2 separate regions of the Homo sapiens genome follow, and region 2 is linked to region 1. Evidence: chromatin loops called from intact Hi-C (ENCODE). Cell type or tissue: heart left ventricle. All regions are shown on one strand. Each heading gives the region's core, and the rest is flanking DNA. Links, peaks and the distances in the headings are about the cores only. Region 1 has its middle 44 kb from the start of LINC01987. Region 2 overlaps LOC105371908 (a long non-coding RNA gene).

Region 1 (8,225 bases), core at 2,978-5,477:
AGTTCTGGTGTTGGCCAGGAGTTGAATAATCTCAAGAAGCCGACTGAGAGCAGTACAGACTGTGTAACCAGCTACACACTAACTGTAGGGGGGTGTGGCAGCCTGAGCTCTGGGCAGAGGCAGGAGAGCCAGGAGAAGCTAGCAGCCAAGGGCTCCTGGGCAGGACTGTCCCCTCTAACTGGAGAGGAACCTCTACAGGGCCCCGCAGTATGCACTGGTGAAGGTTCCATGGCCAGGTCTCCAGTGAAACGGCCCTGATTTGGAGCGTGTGCCGATTCCCAGGTGTAAACGGTCCCCTGGGGCTCATTTCCAGCTGTCAAGGTGAGGTCACACACCTGTGCAGGACACCTGCAGCACACCACCAAACCAGCAAGCTTTTATGTTACTCTGAAGTTTTATTCTCTTTTCTGCTGAGCCGCAAGCAGAAGAAATAGAAAACTTGGAAGGAAAAGCAGGGTCCTTCACCAGAGGAACAAGAAGCAAACAGCAAAAACCTTTGCCTGCAAGTGAAAGGGCCAGAGGGCTGGCCAGAGGCCACCTGCAGGGACAAAACCACCTGGGAGCCCCAGACATCCCCACTCAAGTCCAGGCTGGCCCCAGCCAGGGGCAGCAGGGCTGGGGGTGCTGACCAAGGTCACAGCTCAGGTGGGAGTGGGTCCATGGCACAGGGAGCCATTCCTAAGGGAAGATCCCAAAGCTGGTGTCTTCACAGAAGAATGGTGGGAGCTGTTTCCTCATCTGTAAAATGGGGTGATAGCACATCCCCTTCAGAAGGCTGTCGTGAGAATTAAACGAGCAGGTGACTTGAAGTGCTTGGCAGGATGCCTGGCGCATACTATGAGCTCATGCAACAGGGACCCAGTGGTACAGATGCCAGCGGTGTGTGGTGGGAAGGCCAGCTTGGGAGTAACTAGAAGTGGACGGGACCTGTCTATACCATGGGCCCGGGGAGGGGAGGCACACACCACAGCTGTGGGCATCTGCTCGGTGGCTGAAGAGTTGATCTTCAGCAAGGACAGGGAGGAAATCAGGGGATCTTTGCGGAGCTGGGAGCATGGCCTGAGACTTGGAGGACAGGAGGACTGAGACCTGCAAACCCACAGCAGCGGATGGGAAGGGATCTCCAGAAAAACAAAACGCGGAGATGGGCGTGCTGGACTCTTTCTCACTCACTGCTTCTCCATAGGGTGCACTGGACTCTTTCTCACCCACTGCTTCTCCGTAGGGTGCTCTGAGGCAGTGATAGCTGCGGTTCATGAAGTCTTGACCACTTACTGGGCCAGTGTTTCCCAGACGCATTCCCTGGAAGACAGCAGCCGTTAGGTCAATAGGTGTCACCAAAACAGGTTCCACGACTAACGCCAGCCTGCCTCCTGCCACAGCTTCCCTGAGAGCGTCCCCAGCCCTTCTGAGCCTCAGCCGAGTGACCAGGGCTGCCGAATTAACGGGTGCTAGTGAACAAATGCCCTTCTCAGATCTCACGCTTACATTTTAAGCTGGGTCTCAGTGGGCTTGCCCAAAGGAATAAAGAATTGGCAATTTTGGGCAGGCTGAATCTCTGTGGCAGGGACCTATTAAGGTGGAGTCTTTCCAGTCTCTTCAAATTATAACACCCTAGTAAGAGGTCATGTCGCCCATGCAGGAAACGTGTGCCCTCTCTCTCTCTCCCTCCCCTGTCTTCCTCTCTTCCTCTTTCACACTCCCTCTCTTTCTCTCTCTCCCGTCTTCTCTCTCATCCTTACCTCCCTCCCTCTGTCCCTTCTCCTCCTCTCCTTTCCTTTCCCCATGTTCTGGAACTGAGGAATCCCTAGAGCCAAGCAGTCCCTGACTGACAGCTGACTTGGTGATGCAGGTGGAGACTGCAGCAGGGGGGGCTGGATGCGGTGCTGGGGGCAATGGGCCTGCTGGGTGCGTTGGGCGGGATGATGCCCAGGTTGGCAGGATCACCGTGAACCTGGATGAGTGGATCCCTGGGCGCCCACTTCTCCGAGGGAGGGCTGGACGCCTCCTCCTGTCTGAGGTCAGGGCAGCAGTCTTCCCAGCCCCAGGATTCTCAAGCCCATGGTGGCCTCTCCTGGTCTGATTCTCACCTCGCCTACTCACTGTGGGCCCCAGGCAGAGGCCCAGGGAGAATTTCTTCTCACCTCTGACGCAGACCCCGAAGGACTGAGGACAGCACCCCCACTGCGTCATCTGATGACGCAGGGAGGGAGGGCTTCCCCCAGCCCACCCCCGGCTGCAGCCGACCCTCTAGAGCCTGCCCCAGCCTGCCAGGCTCCATCCCCTGAGACCAGCCTTCAGCAAGCGTGGGACGGCTCAGCCCAGGCACCTCGTCAGCATGACTCAGTGCTAAATGATCAGATGAAATGGGCCTTCCCAAGGCCCAGCTGGAGGTGATGAGCTTCAGCAAGGAATTTGTTTTACCTCAAACTGGGATGTTTAACCCCAGGACAGGAAAAAAAAAAAAAGAAAGAAATCCCTGCTCACTGCCTTCCCTGGTGATTTCCCTGTGTGTGTGGAGGGGCTGAGTTGCTGGGCTGTTTGCAGGGACAGTTGGATGGAGCTAGATTCCGTGGCGGGAAATGGTATCTCTTGTAGCCACTTAAGACAGGGTGAGCCCTGAGCAAGGCAGAGGCTGGGGTCTTCCCCTGTGTGGAGGCTCCCGGCATCTGACGCCTCTGATGTCAGGAAGGGAGCCCGGCCCACCACAGCGGGACCCAAACCTCCATCACGTGCCCTGTGGAGGCACTGAGTGCAAGTCGGTTCTGGCTGGGACGAGTGAAGGTGGAATGATGCCCTGGTGAGATGCGAGCTGAGCCCCGGCTGCACCCCTTAGCAGCTGTATGACTGACAGAAGGTTCCCCGATCTCCCCAGCCTGGGGTTCCTCATTGCAAAACAGGGTCCCAGACTCCCAGGTCTGTTGCGAGGGCTTCTCTCGGCACAGAGCCTGGCACATGCCGGGTGCTTGTAGGGGGCCTCAAATGGAGTCAAGAGATGGAGAAAGACGGCTGGACTCCGGGGCAAGCCAAGGTCAAGGGGTCAGGAGTTTCTCCTGAGGCTAAAGGGGACCCTAACAGGGCACAGGGAGATAGAGATGTCTGCTGAGCTGGGGACAGGACCGGGCACCCTCTCAGGGGCCCTCTCAGGGGCCTGGGGAGACAGACGGCCTCGGCCTTGGGGCTGACAGGGCTGACACGGCAGAACACAGCCTGCGCCTCCCTGGACCCACCTCAAGTGCTGGCCCTCATATCTGAGGCTCCTTCTTCTTTGCACGTGGTCTCTCACTCAGGATGCCTGAGGGCTGGAGCAGGTAACCCCAAGGTGACCCTGGGGTCTGGCGATGTGGGTCCTGGTCCCACCTCTGCCTCTTCCTTGCAGTGAGATCTTGGGCACAAGACAACCCCAGAATGGAATGGGTCTAGGAGCGAGAATGGGGTGGGACGGGCATCTTCCAGGGGAGCTCCAACCTGGGCAGCCCCACCCAACATGCCCCAATCCCCAGGATTCAGGGCCTTCCCTCCCTGCAAACATCATTCTCCTCGCAGGCTCACAGGCTCGTTACAGGCTAATCCCAACCCAGCCTCAGGGCCTCAAGGGCAAAGGGAGGGCAGACAGGCTCCTGCTCCAGTCCTGGCTCCTGTGTGACCTCAGGCAAGTCACATAACCTCTCTGAGCCTCCAGGTCCTACCTCAAGGAAAGGGAATAATGAGCTCTTCCATCCAAGGCTGCTGTGGCAATGAAATGTCACATGTCATGTAGTTTTAAATAAGGTCATGTGTATAAAATGTGCGGGTGCTAGGAGCCACCCAGCACATGCTGGTTCCTTTCCTGTCCCTGGACCTAACTCTGATCCCAGACTGCTGAGTTCTTGGAGAACGTTATTCCCTGGGTTGCAAGCCACCTGCCCATCCCAGGCCTGTCCAAGGTCCCCCAGGGCTTTGTTCTACCAGGCGACTGAAGGCATTCCCCTTCCTGCCCCCATCTGCCTGTTCCCAGGCCCTCCAGATGAGGCCGCTGTCTGCCCTCAACCCGCCCACAGCAGCCCGGCCCCTCCTAGCCCGCGTTTGCAGGGCTTGGTCAGCCGCTGTGTCTGAGCCTGCTGGAATCTCAGATCCCTCTCCCCTTATCCCATGTGACTCAGTCTCCTTCCACCCATGGAATCTCCTCCTATCTCTCCCTGTGTCTATCCTCACCCCCTGCCTTGTGTAGGGTGGGAGACTGGAGTCCTGCCCACTGCTTCAGACCTCTCGTCCTGGAAGGCAGCCCTCTGGCTGGGCCCTGCCACCTGGGGCCACATCGGATTTTGCTGCATCTCCAGGGACCACCCTGCCCCCCTCACTTCCCTTTTCCTCTTCCCACCAGGATGCCCTGATCCCCCTGCCCAACCCAGAGTCTGGGCTGTCCCCAGCCAGTCCCAGCTACGGGTTCCCAGTCTCCACTCTCCCCAACCCCTCTCCAGCAAAGGCCAGCTCTGCGCTTCTCCTCGCTAGAGCCTTGCCCTTCAGGCCCTCTTCTGGCCGAGATTCACCCAGCCTCCACCCCTCACCTGGGTGAATGGCACCTCTGGCCTCACAGTTTGGGTGTCAGATTCTGGAGTCAGGTGCACAGATCTCAAAGCCTGCCTCTGGGCCACTGATGTGCTGAGTGATCTTGGGCGGGTCCACCCTCCCTTGCAGACCTTCAGTTTCCAGATCTGATAAAGCAGCAGTGATTATGCAGCTGAGTCGAACAATTAGAGTTTGAATTGCAAGAGTTCCCTTATGCTGGGATTTTCTGCCTCTGTCACCCCTGAGACAGCAAGACCAACTCCTCCTCCTCCTCCTCCTCTTCCTCCTCCTTCTCCTCCTCGGTCTCCTCAATGTGAAGACAAGGAGAATGAAGACCTTTATGATGATCCACTTCCACTTAATGAATACTAGACTTTCTCTTCCTTATGATTTTCTTTTCTTTTCTTTTTTGTGATGGAGTCTCACTCTATCACCCAGGCTGGAGTACAGTGGCGTGATCTTGGCTCACTGCAACCTCTGCCTCCCGGGTTCAAGCAATTCTCCTGCCTCAGTCTCCCAGATAGCTGGGATTACAGGGTCCCGCCACCACACCCAGCTAATTTTTGTATTTTTAGTAGAGATGGGGTTTCACCATGTTGCCCCAGCTGGTCTTGAACTCCTGACCTCAGGTGATCCCCCACCCCCAGCCTCCCAAAGTGCTGGCATTACAGGTGTGAGCCACCGCGCCCAGCCTCCTTATGATTTTCTTAATACCATTTTCTTTTCTGTAGCTTATTTTATTGTAAGATTGCAGCATATCATACATATAACATCCAAAATATGTGTATTAGCTCTTGGTGCTATCAGTAAGGCTTCTGGTCAAAAGGAGGCTCTTAGCACTTACATTTTGAGGAGTCAAAAGTTATACCCAGATTTTCGGCTGTGTGGAGTCAGCACTCTAATCCCCACATTGTCCAAGAGTCAACTGCACAACCTCACAGAGCTGTCGTGGGACTGAACAGGACACCATACATCAAGGGCCTTGCACACAGTGAGTTCAATCCACTGAGGTTGGGCATGATAACCCCCAGGGTGGCAGACACAGCCCCGATACACAAATCCTGTTTGGGGCCCTGCCACCTTTTTCCCGAGACACCAGCTGTTGGGCGTCCTCTGCTTCTGACGGGCCCCGTTGCATTCTGGCTTGACAAATGCCAGCTTTTGCCGAATCTCCCGCTCTGGGACGGGGGACATCACAGTTGAGCAGTTGGAACAGAGAAGAGTGTTTGAAAGGGCATGCGGTATCTGGGCCATGGAGGAGGAAATGGGGCATTGGTGGGTGGGATGGCAGGGCTGCCAGCATCTGACCCAGGAGGCTGGGAGGAGGCTGCTGTGTGAATACACGCTCGGCCTCTCACAGTGGCTGCCGCCGCATTAGCCCCTTGTGCTTCAGGGAACAGAGCATCCGTGATGGATGAGACTTTAATTAAAGTAATGAGACATTTATAATCGCGGTTATCTCCAAAATTAGGCCTTTTAGCAATTATTCCTGGGGAATATTCCTCCGGTAGATAGCTCCCTTTTTAGAACAACGTCGGGGGGTGGTCTGTACCTGAGAGAGATTTTCCCAGCAGGCCCTGGGCTGTGACAGGTCAACGATGAGGTTTCCCTGGAAAACAGGACGTGGCTTCTGCCTCAGGTTTCTCTCCAGAGGAGCAAAAGTTCGATGACCCTGGGCACCTAGTCAGGTCATAGGACACTTCTAGTGCCCTCAGAGAGGGTGCCTTTGGGCTCAGAACCTGAAGATCTGGGTTCAAGTCCTGACTTTACAACCTTGCTGTTGCTGAGACTGTTTGCCAAGTGGGATGTGATGGTTGATACTGAGTGTCAGCTTGATTGGACTGAAGGATGCAAAGTATTAGTCCTGGGTGTGTCTGGCAGGGTGTTGCCAAAAGAGATTAACATTTGAGTCAGTGGGCTGCAAAAGGCAGACCCACCCTCAATCTGGTGGGCGCCATCTCATCAGCTTCCAGCGAATATAAAGCAGGCAGAAAAACGTGAAAAAGCGAGACCGGCCTAGCCTCCCAGTCTACATCTTTCTCCCGTGCTGGATGCTTCCTGTCCGTGAACATCAGACTCCAAGTTCTTCAGTTTTGAGACTCAGACTGGTTTTCCTTGTTCTTCAAACTTGCAGACAGCCCATTGTGGGACTTTGTGATTGTGTCAGTGAATATTTAATAAATTCCCCTTTATATCTATCTATCTATCCTATTGGCTCTGTCCCTCTAGGGAACCCTCACTAATACACGGGATGAAAAGCACACGGGCTGAGAGGCGCCAAAGCCATAAGGTCTGTGAAAGTACTTTGTAAGGTCTCAGGCATCAGGCCCCAATATGTGACCATCATGTGTTCCTAACAGCAGATTCCAGAACATTCCTCTTTAAACTCCAGGACAGTCCCTTCCCTAGGGTAGGGCTTTGCCCCCAGAACTACTCATTGTCTGGGTTTCCAACACTGTTCATGGCCATTGATTAAAAAAAAAAAACAACCCTCTCCCTCTCCCTCTCCCTCTCCCTCTCCCCCTCCCCCTCCCCCTCCCCCTCCCCTTCCCTCTCCCTCCACGGTCTCCCTCTGATGCCGAGCCAAAGCTGGACGGTACTGCTGCCATCTCGGCTCACTGCAACCTCCCTGCCTGATTCTCCTGCCTCGGCCTGCCGAGTGCCTGCGATTGCAGGCGCGCGCCGCCACGCCTGACTGGTTTTCGTTTTTTTTTTTGGTGGAGACGGGGTTTCGCTGTGTTGGCCGGGCTGGTCTCCAGCTCCTAACCGCGAGTGATCCGCCAGCCTCGGCCTCCCGAGGTGCCGGGATTGCAGACGGAGTCTCGTTCACTCAGTGCTCAATGGTGCCCAGGCTGGAGTGCAGTGGCGTGATCTCGGCTCGCAACAACCACCTCCCAGCCGCCTGCCTTGGCCTCCCAAAGAGCCGAGATTGCAGCCTCTGCCCGGCCGCCACCCCGTCTGGGAAGTGAGGAGCGTCTCTGCCTGGCCCCCCATCGTCTGGGATATGAGGAGCCTCTCTGCCTGGCTGCCCAGTCTGGAAAGTGAGGAGCGTCTCTGCCCGGCCGCCATCCCATCTAGGAAGTGAGGAGCGTCTCTGCCCGGCCGCCCATCGTCTGAGATGTGGGGAGCACCTCTGCCCCGCCGCCCCGTCTGGGATGTGAGGAGCGCCTCTGCTGGGCCGCAACCCTGTCTGGGAGGTGAGGAGCGTCTCTGCCCGGCCACCCCGTCTGAGAAGTGAGGAAACCCTCTGCCTGGCAACCGCCCCGTCTGAGAAGTGAGGAGCCCCTCCGTCCGGCAACCACCCCGTCTGGGAAGTGAGGAGCGTCTCCGTCCGGCAGCCGCCCCGTCCGGGAGGGAGGTGGGGGGTCAGCCCCCCGCCCGGCCAGCCGCCCCGTCCGGGAGGTGAGGGGCGCCTCTGCCCGGCCGCCCCTACTGGGAAGTGAGGAGCCCCTCTGCCCGGCCAGCCGCCCCGTCCAGGAGGGAGGTGGGGGGGTCAGCCCCCCGCCCGGCCAGCCGCCCAGTCCGGGAGGTGAGGGGCGCCTCTGCCCGGCCGCCCCTACTGGGAAGTGAGGAGCCCCTCTGCCCGGCCAGCCGCCCCGCCCGGGAGGGAGGTGGGGGGGTCAGCCCCCCGCCTGGCCAGCCGCCCCGTCCGGGAGGGAGGTGGGGGGGTCAGCCCC
Region 2 (8,225 bases), core at 2,356-4,855, 48 kb after region 1:
TATCCACAGAAAATGATACAGATTAAAATGTCATATTACTAATAGTTACTGAAATTGATAGGATTGTGAAAGCTTTCACTTTTTCTTCCTATATATCTGTTGTCCTAAAATTTTCTTATAAATGAGTATAGCTTCCTTTTATAATTATAAAAAAGGTTAAAATTAAAAATAAATGTATTGTGCCAATCCTAAAATTACCAACCATAAGTTGCTCATCAGATTTATATGATAGACTTCATGATGCTTAATATTTGTGGATAAATTATCATTTCTGCTGTATAGATAATGCCACTTCATAAATATACAGAAAATCAAGTGGATTTCCAAAATCCGAAATAGACTCTCCTATAAATTAAAGGAGACTGAAGACCCTGGCATGATTCTCAGGGAACAAATGTTTCCATTGTAACCCCCTGAACTAATCCATGAGGACATACCAACCTCAGGGCTTAGAAGCTCTTGCAGGGGCCTCCTGGCATTGTGACTAAAACCACAGTTACATTCTCTTTTAATGAGCCCACAGGCACACCAGAGATCCCTGCTGCATTCGTCAGGATGTGCTAGGGGACAGGCTCGCTATGGACAACCAGTCCCCCACTGAGAGCTAGAAAGCTGGGTAACGTGAGACACCCAGGAGCTCTCAAGGCAGGAGGACTTGAACAGGCAGGCCAGGACCCCAGAGTGAAGGGAGACCCCATGGGCTAATCATGACATTCTACACTTCTTTCCTTCCTGGGGTGTCTGTTGATCCATAAATGGCTTGGACAGAGGGCCAAGAAGCTCACAAGACAACAGCCCCTAAGAGACGGAGAAACTGAGCCGTTTCAGCCATCCCATGGGGCTGGATGCCAAGCATTGGAATTCAGATCTATTTAGGAAGCCAGGATTTATAGGGATCAGGAGACAACAGGATCCCAGAGAGAAAAGAAGATGCCCAGAGAAGTCAGTTCGACACACTGGGCCACTGTTGTTTGCAAGGCACTCAGCGGTTTCGAAGTGGCACAGGCCACGAGGAGGTAGGTGGAGAGGCAGAGGCAATATCTGAAGAGATACCGGCTGGGAATTTTCAAACCTGACAAAAGACATCAAGACACATATTCAAGAAGCACTTAGAACCCCAAGCAGAAGCATTATAAACACACACACACACACACACACACACACACACACACACACACACACACACATATTCACAGTCTCCCTGGTACATCATCATAAACTTGCTGAAAGGCAAAGACAAAAAGAATATATCAAAAGCAACAACAACAACAAAAACATATTAGCTTCACAGGATCAAGAATTCAAATGATAGCTGATTCTCAACACAAACGTGGAATGGAATGACATCTTTAAAATTCCAAAAGAAACCAAAAATTGACTAGAAAACTAAAATATCCTTCAAAAGCAAGGTGAATGGACCCAATAGAAATGCAAACATTTGTTCACCAAGAGATATGCACAAGAGGGTTCACGGCAATGTTAAATACTATTATACTAATGTCAGACACCGGAAACAGACCAGGCGCTGTGGCTCACGCCTGGAATCCCAGCACTTTGGGAGGCAAAGGCGGGTGGATCACTTGAGGCCAGGAGTTCGAGACCAGCCTGGCCAACATGGTGAAACCCTGTCTCTACAAAAAATACAAAAATTAACAGGGCATGGTGGCACGTACCTGTAGTCCCTGCTACTTGGGAGGCTGGGGCAGGAGAATTGCTTGAACCCGGGAGGCAGAGGTTGCAGTGAGCTGAGATCATACCACTGCACTCCAGCAGTCTGGGCAACAGAGCGAGACTCCGTCAAAAAATAAAAATAAATAAATAAATAAAAACAACAACAAAACAAACAAAAAAACCTGGAAACAGCTCAGCACCCATCAACATTAGAAGAGATAAACTGTGGTAAGATTTATAACATTGAATGCTACATGGCAATGAGAATGAATGAACTAGGACTATACCTAACAGCCTGGAAGAATCTTTCAGACACTGAATGAAGATGGCAGAGACAAAAACAACAACAAGCTAACCTTTGTTGTCAGAAACCAGGGCAGTGTTTACCTTAGGAGCAATAGTGATGAGAAGAGCCTTGGGAGGCAGCAGGCGGGCGGGGGAAGGGGGAGGTTCTGGGGAACTGGTAACGTTCTGTTTCTTGATCTGGGATCTGGTTTCATAGCTATATTCACTTAGTGAAAATGTATCAAGCTGTGCATTTATAATGTATGTGACTTTCTGTATGTATGCTAGACTTTAATAAATAATTTACATATAACATGGAAGCTAAACTATAATTTTTACAAGACAAATTCGAGAGAAAGAGCTAATATTTAGTGCCAAATGCACAGTAGGTGGTGAATAATTTTTTTAAAGCCCAGAGAACCCTCAGATGTAAGATTACAGATCCCCGGCTTTCCCGGCGTTCCCGGCTTTTCTCTAAGCAATGACTCACACCTTTATTTAGTATACCTAAAGTTTTTTCTAATTACAAGAGGGAATATATAATTATTATAAGAAATTTAGAAAAATATAGAAAAAAAGTAAGGAAGAAAAATGTAAAATACCCACAACCCCACAACTCCAAGTTTATGTAAAGTGTTTTTATTTCTGATCATCTTTTTGCACACTTGTACACTAATGTTGTGTAAGTGTGTGTTTTTACCTTATTCATTTAGCAGCATGCAATAAACACTTTTCTTTGTTATAATGAAGTAAAGAAATAAAAGTGAGGGTAAGATAAAGACATTTCCAGACTTCCCCTCAAAAAAAAAAAGGAAAGAATTTATTGCCAACAACTCACACTAAAAGATAGGTAAAGAGGAGATTTTTGAGCAAAGGAGTGTAATCCCAGATGGAAACTAAAAAAATAAGGCAATAAAGAAAATCCCTGGAAAAGGTAAACATTTGGGCAAATATAAATGAATTTTTACTACATAAAACAAAATGAATAGGCAATAAAAATTCAGGTTAAAACATAAAAAGGATTAAATGACAAGGAAACAATAGCATAAAAAGGCAGGAGGGGTAAATAGTGTAAAAGCTTTCCAAAGTTCTGGCCTTGTCTGGGAAGTGGTAAAAGTTTTGCTCTATATTAGTCTTCAGTAAATCAAAGATGCATGCTATAACCTCAAGTAGAATCACCACTGCAAGAATAGTAAAAGACAGTCTCACTAACAAGCTAATGACAGAGGAAATGAAATAATAGGATTTACTCATTTCATCCCAAAAAAAAGGCAAGGAAGGAAAGAAAAAAATGAACATAGAATAGATGGGATAAATATAAAACCCACAGTAAGATGGTATGTTTAAACCCAAACAAATCAGTTATTGGATTAAATGTTCAACCAACATGCCAACATTTATTAAACAATATATAACAAGTGTTAAAGGTTGGACTAATATGGCGAAAATTGGACTGAATACTCCAATTCAAAGATGAAGATTTTCAGACTCGATTTTTTTTAATCAAACTATATGCTCCTTATGATATCACAGAAATGCTGAAAGTCAAAGGATGGAAAACAGCACAGGTTTATTTCTGGCTCCTGTAAGGGGCACCAGGCTCTGGGTGACCTCTGGGGCATGACTGGGCCTCCACGACCTTGGTGAGTGTCACGCAAGCATTCAATGCTCCCTAGAGGATGTGGCCAGCATTGCTGTATTCACATTTCATCGCCAAGGCACACCACACGGCCGCCACTCCCTCCAGGGACCAAGGAGCACAGCCCTTCATGCACAGAGGGAGCCCAGTGCCACACGGTCCCTGCAGGTGGCCAGCCCAGGGGGAGAGACCAAGAGTGGGCTGTGGCTTTCACTTTTGGCCATGGTCAAAGACTTCACCTCGGCCGGTCTCCAGCAGATGTCCTCTCCTGGTCATAACAGTCAGGGCAGCTGGGCATGGTGGCTCATGCCTGTAATCCCAGCACTTTGGGAGGCCGAGGCAGGAGGATCACTTGAGATCGGTAGTTTGAGACAAGCCTGGGCAACATAGCAAAGCCCCGTCTCTACAAAAAAAATACAAAAATTAGCCAGACATGGTGGCATACGCCTGTAGTCCCAGCTACTTGGGAGGCTGAGGTGGGAGGATCATTTCAGCCCAGGAGGTGGAGGTTGAAGTGAGCCGAGATCGCCCCACTGCATTCCAGCCTAGCCTATAGATCCAGACCATGTCTCAAAAAACAAAAACAAACAAACAAAAAAAAAAAACAAAAAACAGGGCAAGCACATACATGGACAGCTGGAAACCCATCTCGCCCGCACCTGCCCTCCTGCCAGGTGGTCATGGGCCTCACTTGGTCCAATTTTGTCCAGGTCACCAGTGGTTTCAGATTTGGATGAGAAGATAATGGCTTCACCTTGGATGCTCTGGGCCGATGCACTTGGGGAAGATTCTGTGAGCTTTTGGATTCTGGGAAGAGTCGGCATCCAGTAGGCAGTAAGGTGCACATGCCAGGGGCTCAGGGGAAGCCTTGCCCTAGAGACACAGGTGCAGATGTGCCCCAGTTATCTTTTGCTGCACAAATAACAGCCCCCAACTTGGTGGTGTCAAATGGCCATTTTATGATGCTCATCTGTGGGTCGTGAATTTGGATGAAACCATCCACAGCATGGACGGTTTGTGTCTGTGCTGGGGAATCTAGGACCTCAGGTGGGAAGAGATCTTGGGATGGGAGTGTGTGGCTGTGAGACCCAATCTCCATCCTGACCTGAGAAACGGTGTGACCTCAATACCGATGAGCTGTCAGAGGGAAATGAAGTGCCCGGCCACTTCCCTGGAGGCGCACGCCTCCCCTTAATCTCCTCTCTCCACACCAAATGCGGGCCTCGAGAGGGGGATCCCAGAGACCCCAAGGCCCATGCGCTGCTGCCCTCTGGAGACACCCCAGCCCCCCCGCTCCTCCACTCACACTCACACACACACCCTCACGCATGTATTCACACATCCTTGCACACATACACTCAGACCCTTCCGAACAGGCAAGACGGTGCCTCTTGCTCAGACCCCTTCCCGGACCAAAGGACAAACAGTGAAGCACGGGCTAGAGCCCTCCTCACCCAATTGTCATTTTTATTGGTAGCCCTGGATTCTTCCGGCAGTGGAGAGGGAGGAGGTGCTGACGAAATCTCACAGGGAAGCTGATGAGAAGCAACAGCCAAGAACTGCCCACTCGTGGGAGCAGCCTGTCTCTTCCCACCTCTGCCAGGAGGGTGTGGTCACCAGAATTCCCCAGCTGGACAAAGGAGGTCGAGGGAAGGTCACCCCTCCCAGCAAAGTAAGGAGAGTGCCCTGTGCCCTGTGCTCAGGAGAGATTGGGGCCGCACCCACCTGGCATTGCCACACCTCTGGCCTCTGCGCTCCCAGTCCCTTCATCACTGCAAGCCTCGGTTCCCGCCTCTGTCAAATGGGCATTTTCATGTCATAAAGCTTCCCAGGTCGTTTTCGGAGAATTCCATGGCAGCCCTTATGAAAGCACCCTGTACACTGTTAATGCAGGCACTGTAAAATACTATGATTAAAAATCATATTTTCTGGCCAGTTGTGGTGGCTCAAACCTGTAATCCCAGCCCTTTGGGAGGCTGAGGTGGGTGGATCACCGGAGGTCAGGAGTTCAAGACCAGCCTGGACAACATGGTGAAACCCTGTTTCTACTAAAAATACAAAAATTAGCCAGGCATGGTGGCAGGCACCTGTAATCTCAGCTACTCCGGAGGCTGAGGCATAAGAATTGCTTGAACTCGGGAGGCTGAGGTCGCAGTGAGCCGAGATGACGCCACTGCACTCCAGACTGTGCAACAGAGGGAGAGTCTGTCTCAAAAAAAATCCTATTTTCTGTTAGTGGAGGGGGCAGAGGACAGATTCTGGGAACTGTATGTGCACTCAGGACCTCTTCCAGCATTGCATGGAAATGATCTCTGGGGCCTAAGGAAGCAAGGGGAGGGCCGTAAAGGGTGCCCCGGAGCCAGGAAAGGGCATGGAGGCAGTGTGGCCTGTTAGGCAGGTGGCATCACAATTTCTGCCAGGCCCTGCCTCACCCCAAACGGTTTCCAGAAAAGGCACTGTTGCCGTGGGAACACTCGTCCAATTATTCTACTTTGCAGAAAATCACTTTTCAGCCAACTTGGTTAGAACACGTCCCTTCTACAGAGCAAAAATTGCATCTTGGTTTTTGACCTCACCCATGACCAAATATTTGAGTGGAGAAGTGGCCAGAGGACTCAGGCCACAAGAGAGATGGTCATCTAGCGGGAGATGGCAGGAGAGACCCAAGCCCTGTAATAAACCGCAGGTGGACTCCAGATGTCTGCAAATTGACAGACGAGTAGGAGCCTCCTTGAGGGACGAAGGGACAGCAGGAGTGGGGAAGGATTGAGGTTGCTCGATTCCACTCAACCAGTGGCCCTGAGGGCCAGGCCCTGCTAGACACTAGGAAAGCAGAGATGCTTCCGACACCACTTTCTGCCTCTGTGGGGGGCTCAGAGTCCAAAGGGGAGTGGACACTGGTGAGCAGATTAACAATAAGTGACAAGGACAAAGATAGAATATGTTCTAGGTAGTAAGAAGTAGCTCAAGGGAGGAGAGAGAATGGAGGAGGGTAACTTGGAGGCTGGGTTTTGACGTATGAATAGGAGTTTGCCAAGCAGACAAAGGGTAAGGGAGGGTGCTCTGGGCAGAGGAAGCACGAGTAAGGAATGGAGTCATGCAACAACAAAGTACATTATGAGAACAACAGGTTGTTGAGCAGCGTCCCGGTGGAAAACACCAAGGGGGAGAGACAGAATCGTCAGGTTGGAAGCTGAGTGCGCCCTGCAGAGTCCGGTGTTTGGCCTTTGTGCAGTGGGAAGAATCCCCATCGGACTGGCATTTGACAAAGGCAGGCAGGACAGAGGGCAGGAAGGAAGGGCAGAAGACCAGCCAGGAGGCAAGAGGCAAAGAAGCCTGAACCGGCGCCAGTGTCAGGCAAAAGGAGCAGGAAGAGAGGATCAGCAGGCCTGGGTCTTGGGGGATGGAGGGCCAGGGCCAGGAATGAGGAGAAGGCCCTGCCAGTTCTCAGCCTCGGGAGACAAAGTTTAGAGATGGCTTGAACCAAATGGGGGACAGAGGAAGGCTTGGTCTGGAGGGTGGAAATGGGGCAGATTGAGTCACATTGAGGAGGAGGGGCCCAGGGAGCATTGAGGAGGTTGGCAGGTGTCAAGTGCTATTGAGCCAAACTGCCTGAGTTCCAACTCCAGCACTGCAGAATACTAGCTGTGTGGCCTTAGGCAAATTACTGAACCTCTCTGAGGCTGTTTCATCTCTCTTATGAGGATTCACTGAAGTCCATGTGAAAAGCACGTAGCCCAGGAAGGGAGCTGATATGGGCTCTTAAGGCCCAGACTCCCTGGCTTCCTGGCCAGGGTCCTCCTGCAGCCTCCACGGCCTATGGCCCCTGCGAGACTCAGTAAAATGTGTTGCGTGCAGGGCCGCCCTTTACCAGGCCCATGAGCCTGCCTGGTGCCCTCCAGGGTGAAGACCACCTTGTCCAGCTGCCCCTCCTCCCCATAACTCACCTGGCCATGCTAGGCACAGCAGAGCGAAGATACATTTTCCCAAGCAAGCGAGACCCAAGTTACAGCTAGAAATGTATGGAATATGCTGTGTCACACGGAAAACGGCAATGCCTGAAATTCCAGGCTCCCTCCAGCTCCCCACTGAATGCACATCCTCCAGGGACATCCCAGAGGCAAAAGAGGTGGGAAGAAGGGGCAGGGCTCCCCCACACCTGAGTCCCTGCTGTGGGTTAGGGATGCCCGTCTGATCTCAGACTGGCAGCATCTATTCAACCATGTCTACCTCGTTCCCTGAGGGTGGGAAGGACTCGTTCTCTTACACGACTTGTTTCACCTTTAGGAATCAGCGGACAGTGGAGCATAGCAAGGAAATCCTCCCACCACTCAAATTAGAACAAAAGGTGCCTGCAATGGCTCTGCAGTGTTCCCCTCCTTCCTAGCTGCTTCTGGTGTGTGCAGAACCAACAGCATGATGAGGTCAAGGACCAGGCCAGGATCCGCTCAGCCCAGGAAGAAGGGAAGGCTTTCAAAAACCATGATTTGAACTCGCTTAGTTGCTCTTCAATGAAGTGCAGAGCCCTTGGTTCCCTGCACGCACACCAGCACGCCCAGCCTGCGCGTTCCTCTCTGCTCCTCCCGAGACACTGCAGGCTGCACCTACGCGAGCGCTTGGTCCTCCCTCC

The links. Hi-C counts contacts between places; a loop is a spot of excess contacts. Peaks named below come from ENCODE experiments on the same cell type or tissue, not always from the same donor. Only the 100,000 strongest peaks of a DNase experiment are listed, where the experiment ranks them.
Region 2: a loop joins it to region 1, with 2.0 times the contacts of the local background. A loop is called at or near these places in 7 of 110 quality-filtered maps.

The regions. Positions count from the first base shown.
Region 1 is chr17:77,768,585-77,776,809 of GRCh38, forward strand. No RefSeq gene overlaps it. Among named protein-coding and RNA genes, the nearest start is that of LINC01987, 44 kb to the left of the region's middle. RefSeq lists enhancers at 589-1,089, 1,437-2,292 and a silencer at 6,629-6,829. In heart left ventricle, for the core only: a CTCF peak has its summit at 3,995; a DNase peak (open chromatin) is centred at 4,037.
Region 2 is chr17:77,817,628-77,825,852 of GRCh38, forward strand. The region is part of intron 1 of LOC105371908 (a long non-coding RNA gene); the gene reads right to left. Among named protein-coding and RNA genes, the nearest start is that of LINC01973, 62 kb to the right of the region's middle. In heart left ventricle, for the core only: a CTCF peak has its summit at 3,632; no DNase peak of the experiment used is centred there; H3K27ac peaks cover 788 bases.